2 separate regions of the Homo sapiens genome follow, and region 1 is linked to region 2. A link is a contact called in ENCODE Hi-C or POLR2A ChIA-PET data. All regions are on one chromosome and are shown on one strand. Each heading gives the region's core, a stretch centred on a gene start or an enhancer-like site at or near the end of the contact. The rest is flanking DNA. Distances are from core to core; before and after follow the strand shown. Region 1 overlaps SIPA1L3 (signal induced proliferation associated 1 like 3). Region 2 overlaps SIPA1L3 (signal induced proliferation associated 1 like 3).

Region 1 (3,609 bases), core at 638-3,137, 87 kb after region 2:
TTTAGAAACTTTAAAACAATAATAATGACGGTGATAGTGATAATAATTGCTAATGCTTTCAGATCACATATGTGTTAGGCGCTGTTTTTTTGTTGTTGTTGTTATTGTTGAGACAGTCTCACTCTGTTGGCCAGGCTGGAGTGCAGTGGTGTGATCTTGGCTCACTTCAACCTTTGCCTCCTGGGTTCAAGGGATTCTCCTGCCTCAGCCTCCTGAGTAGCTGGGATTACAGGCATGCGCCACCACGTCGGGCTAATTTTTGCATTTTTAGTGGAGACGGGGTTTCATCATGTTGGCCAGGCTGGTCTCGAACTCACGACGTCAAGTGATCCACCTGCCTCGGCCTCCCAAAGTGTTGGGATTACAGGCGTGAGCCACCATGCCCAGCCAGCACTGTCTTAAATGCTTTACATATATTATCTCATTTAATCCTCAAAATACCTTACAATATAGATACTACTATTATTTCCATTTTATATTTATGGCAGCTCTGAGGCTCAGAGAGGTGAACTAACTTGCTGGGTTACATGGCAGGGTCAGGATTCAAACGCAGGTCACCGGCTCCAGAATTTGCCTTCCAATGCCTGTGCTGACTGGGCCTCTCTTGGAAAGGGGAGCCTGAATTAGGTTAACAGGGGCATGAAGAGGCACTCAGCCAGACTCACCATCAGAGCATTAAAACCCCGGAGACCCCACTTGACACCCTTCGGATTGGTGAAACTGGGAAGCAGGACAACAGCAAAGTGGCGAGAGGTATGGGGAAGCGGGACCCTCCTGTGCTCTCGGGGGAACGCGGGTCAGAGCAGCCTCATAGAGAGCTCAGGAGTTCAAGATCAGCCTGGCCAATGGAGCAAAACCCCAGTTCTACCAAAAGTACAAAAATTAGCTGGGTGTTGTGGCAGGTGCCTTAATCCCACCCCTGGGGAGAGAGAATGCCTATCTCCGGCTGCAACTGACTCCTGGGGGTAAGCCCCATGGGTTCCTAAGGCAAAGGTAGGCGGATGCTCACTTGAAGCATGGTTTGAAGTGGGGTGGAGCTAGGGGCAACCTGGATGCCCAACACCAGGGGACCAGACACGTGAGCCGTGGCAGATGTACAGCATGTACAACTGTTCAGCTGCCAGACGCCATACACTGGACACACATCCAGCAACGTGGCTAGATGGCGAACACATGCTATTTGGTGAAAACCAGAAGAAACCGAAAGAATGAGATACAGAGCTCCAAACCCCGGAAGCTGACTCTTTACTCAAACCTCAATATATATTTTGCAAGGATGTGTGCACAGCTACAGACACACCGGAAATATTTCAGACTGGGGGAAGGAATGAAAGGACCTATAGAGGATGAAGATGGAAAGAGAAACAAAAACCTTCCCAGTGACAAGGGAGGAGACACCCATTTTTTTTCCCCACCATCAGACAAGTAGTCTTTGGCAGCCAGACTCCACTTGCCCCCTGTCCACCCCCCGCTTTTTTTTTGAGATGGGGTCTCGCCCTGTCGCCCAGGCTGGAGTGCAGTGGCGCAATCTCAGCTCACTGCAACCTCCACCTCCTGGGTTCAAGCGATTCTCCTGCCTCAGCCTCACGATAGCTGGGACTACAGGTGTGCACTACCACACCCAGCTAATTTTTGTATTTTTAGTAGACACGGGGTTTCACCGTGTTAGCCAGGATGGTCTCTTGACCTCATGATCTGCCCGCCTCAGCCTCCCAAAGTGCTGGGATTACAGGTGTGAGCCACCGCGCCCAGCCTGCCCCCTTTTTTGGGTGTTAACTGAGGGTGGATGATGCAGGAGGCAGAAATTGGACGCAAGTCACTAAACTTCTTCAAAAGAAAACCACACTTCTTTGTTCTCAAATGCCACAAAATCTGTTGGGCCTGACACGATTTGCTAACTTAGGGAGGGGACTTGGTCAGGGACTGAGCTTGGCAGGCATTAATGGTTGTCTACTCAGTTTCCACTTCTGCTTTTTTCAGCTACTAGACAACAGAACCCAGTTGGTCAAGAGTGATCAGGATGTGGCATTCCTCTAGTAACTTGACCGGCCTGGTTGAGGGGCACGTGACCTCAGCTGGACCAGCTGTAGACTGAGGGGAACCACTTATAACCATCAGTGGGGTGTGTTCTCTCTCTCCTGATGCCTGTGGACAAGGGCAAGTGGCCCTGATTATCACTGGAAGCCATTCTGGAACCAAGAGGCATACAGAGGCCTTTGGAGGCTGAGAACCTGAGTCCCTGACAGACATGCTTGAGCTGCTGATCCTATCCACCTGGTGCCCATCCACCCCTGGGCTTCTAGAACACATCACATGTCTTAACCATTGGCCAGATGGTGCCAGGGTTGTTACTTGCAACTAAAAAGCATCCTGACTGAGAACCACAAAGCAGCCTGCTATCTTTTAATTGTTAAACAAGAGAAAATCTCTGTAGGAGGGAAATGGGGCATTAGAGGCATGAACAGGAAGGGCCAATTCATCCTAGTGTATGGGAAATGTTCACCCAGGCTGCATGTCCCCTGCCCACCCAGAGGCACACGCACGATTCTCTGTGCACGAGAGCTCAGGAAACCCTCTGCAGTGGGTCACTGTTTCCCTCACATCCTTTACCACAGTGGAGTTACCGCCGGTTTCCCATGTTGTATTTCTCCTGATGACGGCAGGGGGTTAATCCCCAGCTGACTGGAGCTGAGGATGAGAGACAGGACCAGAAAGCCCAGCCTGGCACTCCTGCAGCTGCTCTGTTCCTGAATCAAAGGTCGGACTTCAGGATCTGGACTGCCGCTGGGGTCTCTAAAATGACACGTGGTCCGAGGCCCTCCATGAGGAGACCTGGCTGGCTGCGGTGTCACATCCCTCCGTCAGCATCAAGGGAAAGATACCAGTGTGGCAGGGGCGGGCAAAGGAGCGTGCGCTCTGGGGTCAGCCCGGCCCGGGTTCAATCATCGCTCTACCCACAGATCGCCTGTGACTGCCTCTACTATAAAGTGAGTGGCAGGAGGGATCGAGGTCGAAGGAGGAAAAAATAACACAAACCTACCCAGTGAGACATTGTGTCACTGGCCATGTCGGTTCATTCATTCAACAAATATTTACTGAGCAGCTCTTTCGGGCCAGGTCCTGTTCTAGATGCTGGGGATATGGCAATGCACAAGACACAGAATTCCTATGGTCAAACAGGAGCTCACAGGCTATACTATAGGGTGTAGACAGGCAATACACAAGCCCACAAATCCACTGTGATATGTGCCATGAAGAAAATAAACCAGGTGATATGACAGAGAGAGGAATGTGTAGGAGTGTGTGTGAGTGCGTGCGTGTGTGCGTGCGTGTGTGTCGGCGGGGGAGAACAGGCTGGCAGGAAGTATAGCAGAGTGATTATGAAGCCAGATGGTCTGGGTTCAAATCCTGGTTCTGCCACTTCCTACCTGTGTGGCTCACGCAAACAACCCAACTTATCCGTGCCTCAGTTTCCTCATGTGTAAAACTGGATAGTGCCTGCCTCACAGGGTTTTTGGGAGGACTAAGTGGGTCAACACCTATAACATACTTAGCAGTGGGGACCACGCCTGGCTGGGGAGCCCATCCACTTAAGGGTCTCTGGAAGAG
Region 2 (3,278 bases), core at 675-3,174:
CCAGGAGTTCAAGGCCAGCCTGGGCAACACAGCAAGATCCTGTGTCCAAAAAAATAATAACTAAATAATAATTAAAATATAAAGAGGAAAATATTAATCAATCACTTTGAAGGCAGCATGGGCTGGGTGCAGTGGCTCACACCTATAATCCCAGCATTTGGGAGGAACAGACGAGAGGATCACTTGAACCCAGGAGTTCTAGACCCCATCTCCTAAAAAAAAAAAAATATGGGCCAGGTGCAGTGGCTCACATCTGTAATCCCAGCACTTTGGGAGGCCGAGGCGGGTGGATCACCTGAGGTCAGGAGTTAAAGACCAGCTTGGCCAACATGGTGAAACCCCATCTCTACTAAAAATACAAAAATTAGCCAGGCATGGTGGCACGTGCCTATAATCTCAGCTACTAGGGGGGTTGAGGCAGGAGGATCGCTTGAACCTGGGAAGCGGAGGTTGCAGTGAGCTGAGATCATGCCACTGCACTCCAGCCTGGGCAACAGAGTGAGACTCCATCTCAAAAACAACAACAACAACAACAAAAATGAAGGCAGCATGCAGCATGGAGAGGTACAGACCAGGGCTGCGGGGCCAGATGGCTGATCCAGATTCTAGCCCCGTTATCACCTACATGGGTGTGGGTGAGGAATTCTCTTCTCAGAGCCTCAGTTTCCTAATCTGTAATATGGGGCTGGCTGTGAGCATTCTCTGAGCGTTAGCAGAGTCTGCACATGACAACTGCTTAACAAATCAGAGCTGATGCAGTTGCCTCCTCCAGCTGATTCTAAGGACAGTTTACCTGCTTTTCCCACAAACAGAAGCAAAAGCCTCACTTCCACTTTCTGAAATCCAACCAAACCACCTTGGGGCTCTGGAAAAGATTCTGCCCCAGCTCCTCCCGGCTCTCGCCTTCCCCAGTGATCTGAAAATGATCATCATCGAAATTATCAGGAGCTCAGCAAATAATGAAGATTCCTGGGCCCCATCCCAGATTACACGCATCAGAATCCCCTGAGGCAGGGCCCAAGGATCTGCATTTGACTGAGCTGCCTGTGATGATGCTGATACACAATAACATTTGAGAAGGCCTGCTTCATTTATTGATTAAAAAAATTTTTTTTTGAGACGGAGTCTTGCTGTGTCACCCTTGTTGGTGTGTAGTGACGCAGTCTTGGCTCACTGCAATCTCCACCTCCCGGGTTCAAGTGATTCTCCTGCCTCAGCCTCTTGAGTAGCTGGGATTACAGGCGCCTGCCACCATGCCCGGCTACATTTTGTATTTTTAGTAGACACCGGGTTTCACCATGTTGTCTAGGCTGGTCTTGAACTCCTGATCTCAGGTGATCCGCCTCCCTCGGCCTCCCAAAGTGCTGGGATTATAGGTGTGAGCCACTGCGTCTGGCCCTTGAATTTTTTTTAAGGATTAAAATGATATAACACGCATCCCTGTCTCCCAATCCCATCCTCCAGTTTCAACTACCAGAAGCAACCACTGCTCCCACTTTCTTACGCATTCTTCTTTTTTTTTTTTTTTTTTTTTTTGAGACAGTCTCACTCTCTTGCCCAGGCTGGAATGCAGTGGCGTGATCTCACACCACTGCACTCCAGCCTAGGCACAGAGAGTGAAACTTCGTCTGAAAAAAGAAGAAAAACAAAACTAAAACAAACAAACAAAAAAACCCAAACAAAACTCCAGCCTTGTGGCCTGGGGGTAGGAGGAAGACCCCATGCATTCTCCTCGGTGTCTGAGAGCATGGGGTCAGCGTGCAAGCCATGCGGCCTGGCTGGTGGCAGCGAGGGCACTTCTATCCCGTCCTCACTGCTCGCCTCAGAGCTCACTACAACAGACATTTGAGCCAGGGTTGCATCAACAGGCTGGAGAAAGCCCAGAGCCTGGGTCATCAGCTCTGCAAATGAGGTCAGCTACACACCTCTGCATTTGAAGAACAACAAAAACCACCCAAGTCCTGACCCACGCCCACCCCTGCAAACGGGAGATCCTGTTTCAGCAGCTGCCTTATAAAGGGAACAGGAGGGAATGTCTTCCTCCTGAAAAGGGCAGGGAGAAGAACTCCTCTGTCTGGTTGCACTCTCCCTGGCCCTGTCTCCCCAAAGCTGGAGAACTGCAGACTTTTCTTTGCCTTTCAGTTTGTCCCTACCTGCATGTTTGGGGTGAGAGTCATGCGATGCGCAAGCTGGCTTATCGTGTGCACCCGTGGGAGTGTGTGGAGAGGGGTGCATGTCCTTCCTCGAGGAGCGTAGCCACCAGGGCACTTGCCTGTGGGGTTATCTGGCCTTGACTTGCCCCTGCAGAGATCTAAGCAGGTGTGGCTGGGCTGTGGCTCCGGGCAGGGTAGGAAGGTGGCAGGAGAAAAGGGCTGGGAACCGGAGACACCCGGGGCATGACTGGAGTCCTGAGGTTGAGCCATCTGGGATGTGGGTAGGGGTGGCCACACCCTCAGGTTCAGGGTTTAGGCCTGCCCAGAACTGTCCCCCACCAAGTGGAGAGAGAGCAAGCACGACTCAGGAAGGTGAGGGTGGGGACATCACTCGCATGCCCGTGTATTAATAGCTCGTGATGGCTTTCAGAGGCTGCAGAGTATAATGGAGACAGGCCGACCTGGATTTGAATTTTGCTTTGCTGCTTACTAGCTGTACAACTCTGCAAAGTGACTTGTTCACTCTGGGCCTCGGTTTTCTCGTCTACAAAGCAGAGATCACACCAGCCCTGGTGTGAGCCCAGCAAGGTCATATGTGAATATGGCACTCATCGTCACCCCATCTTGTGCCCTCCTCTTGGCTGAATCTGCTGCAGCCATGCAGGTCCTCTTTCTGGTCTGTCTCCAAGCTAAGGGCCTTTGCCCTCACCTTCGGGCCTTCCCGGACCACCCTATCCAATGTGGGTTATGTGCCCTTTACAGTCCTCACATCCAGTATCTTGGTGCCAGTGTCTCTCGAGCGCCTCCTATAGGCCAAGTACTGTCCCACGTGCCTTTTTTTTTTTTTTTTTTTTTTTTTCCTGAAACAGAGTCTCGCTCTGTCATCCAGGCTGGAGTGCAGTGGTGCAATCGGCTCACTGCAAACTCTGCCTCCTGGGTTCAAGTGATTCTTCTGCCTCAGCCTCCTGAATAGCTGGAACTACAGGCGCACGCTACCATGCCCGGCTAATTTTTGTATTTTTAGTAGAGACGGGGTTTCACCATATTGGCCAGGCTGGTCTCAAACTCCTGACCTCATGATCCACCCGCCTTGGCCTCCGAAAGTGCTGGGATTACAGGCATGAG

Evidence for each region. A loop is a pair of places that touch in the nucleus more often than their neighbours do. ChIA-PET counts read pairs that join two places held with the same protein, here RNA polymerase II (POLR2A). Pooled maps may share reads with other maps.
Region 1: a loop to region 2 is called in a pooled map, with 2.1 times the contacts of the local background. The contact joins two enhancer-like sites. A Hi-C loop is called at or near these places in 2 of 168 maps with a recorded cell type or tissue (astrocyte of the cerebellum and endothelial cell of hepatic sinusoid) and 2 of 50 pooled maps. POLR2A ChIA-PET finds 5 or more read pairs at or near these places in 4 of 52 experiments (B cell, CD4-positive, alpha-beta T cell, H1 and 1 more).

What each region holds. Positions count from the first base shown.
Region 1 is chr19:38,046,954-38,050,562 of GRCh38, reverse strand. The region is part of intron 2 of SIPA1L3 (signal induced proliferation associated 1 like 3); the gene reads right to left. Among named protein-coding and RNA genes, the nearest start is that of SNORD152, 110 kb to the left of the region's middle. RefSeq lists enhancers at 943-1,472, 2,126-2,874. Within about 2 kb of position 1,887, at least 13 of the 41 ENCODE cell types and tissues checked have a DNase peak (open chromatin) inside an H3K27ac peak, as active enhancers do.
Region 2 is chr19:38,134,442-38,137,719 of GRCh38, reverse strand. The region is part of intron 10 of SIPA1L3 (signal induced proliferation associated 1 like 3); the gene reads right to left. Among named protein-coding and RNA genes, the nearest start is that of SNORD152, 27 kb to the left of the region's middle. Within about 2 kb of position 1,924, at least 2 of the 41 ENCODE cell types and tissues checked have a DNase peak (open chromatin) inside an H3K27ac peak, as active enhancers do.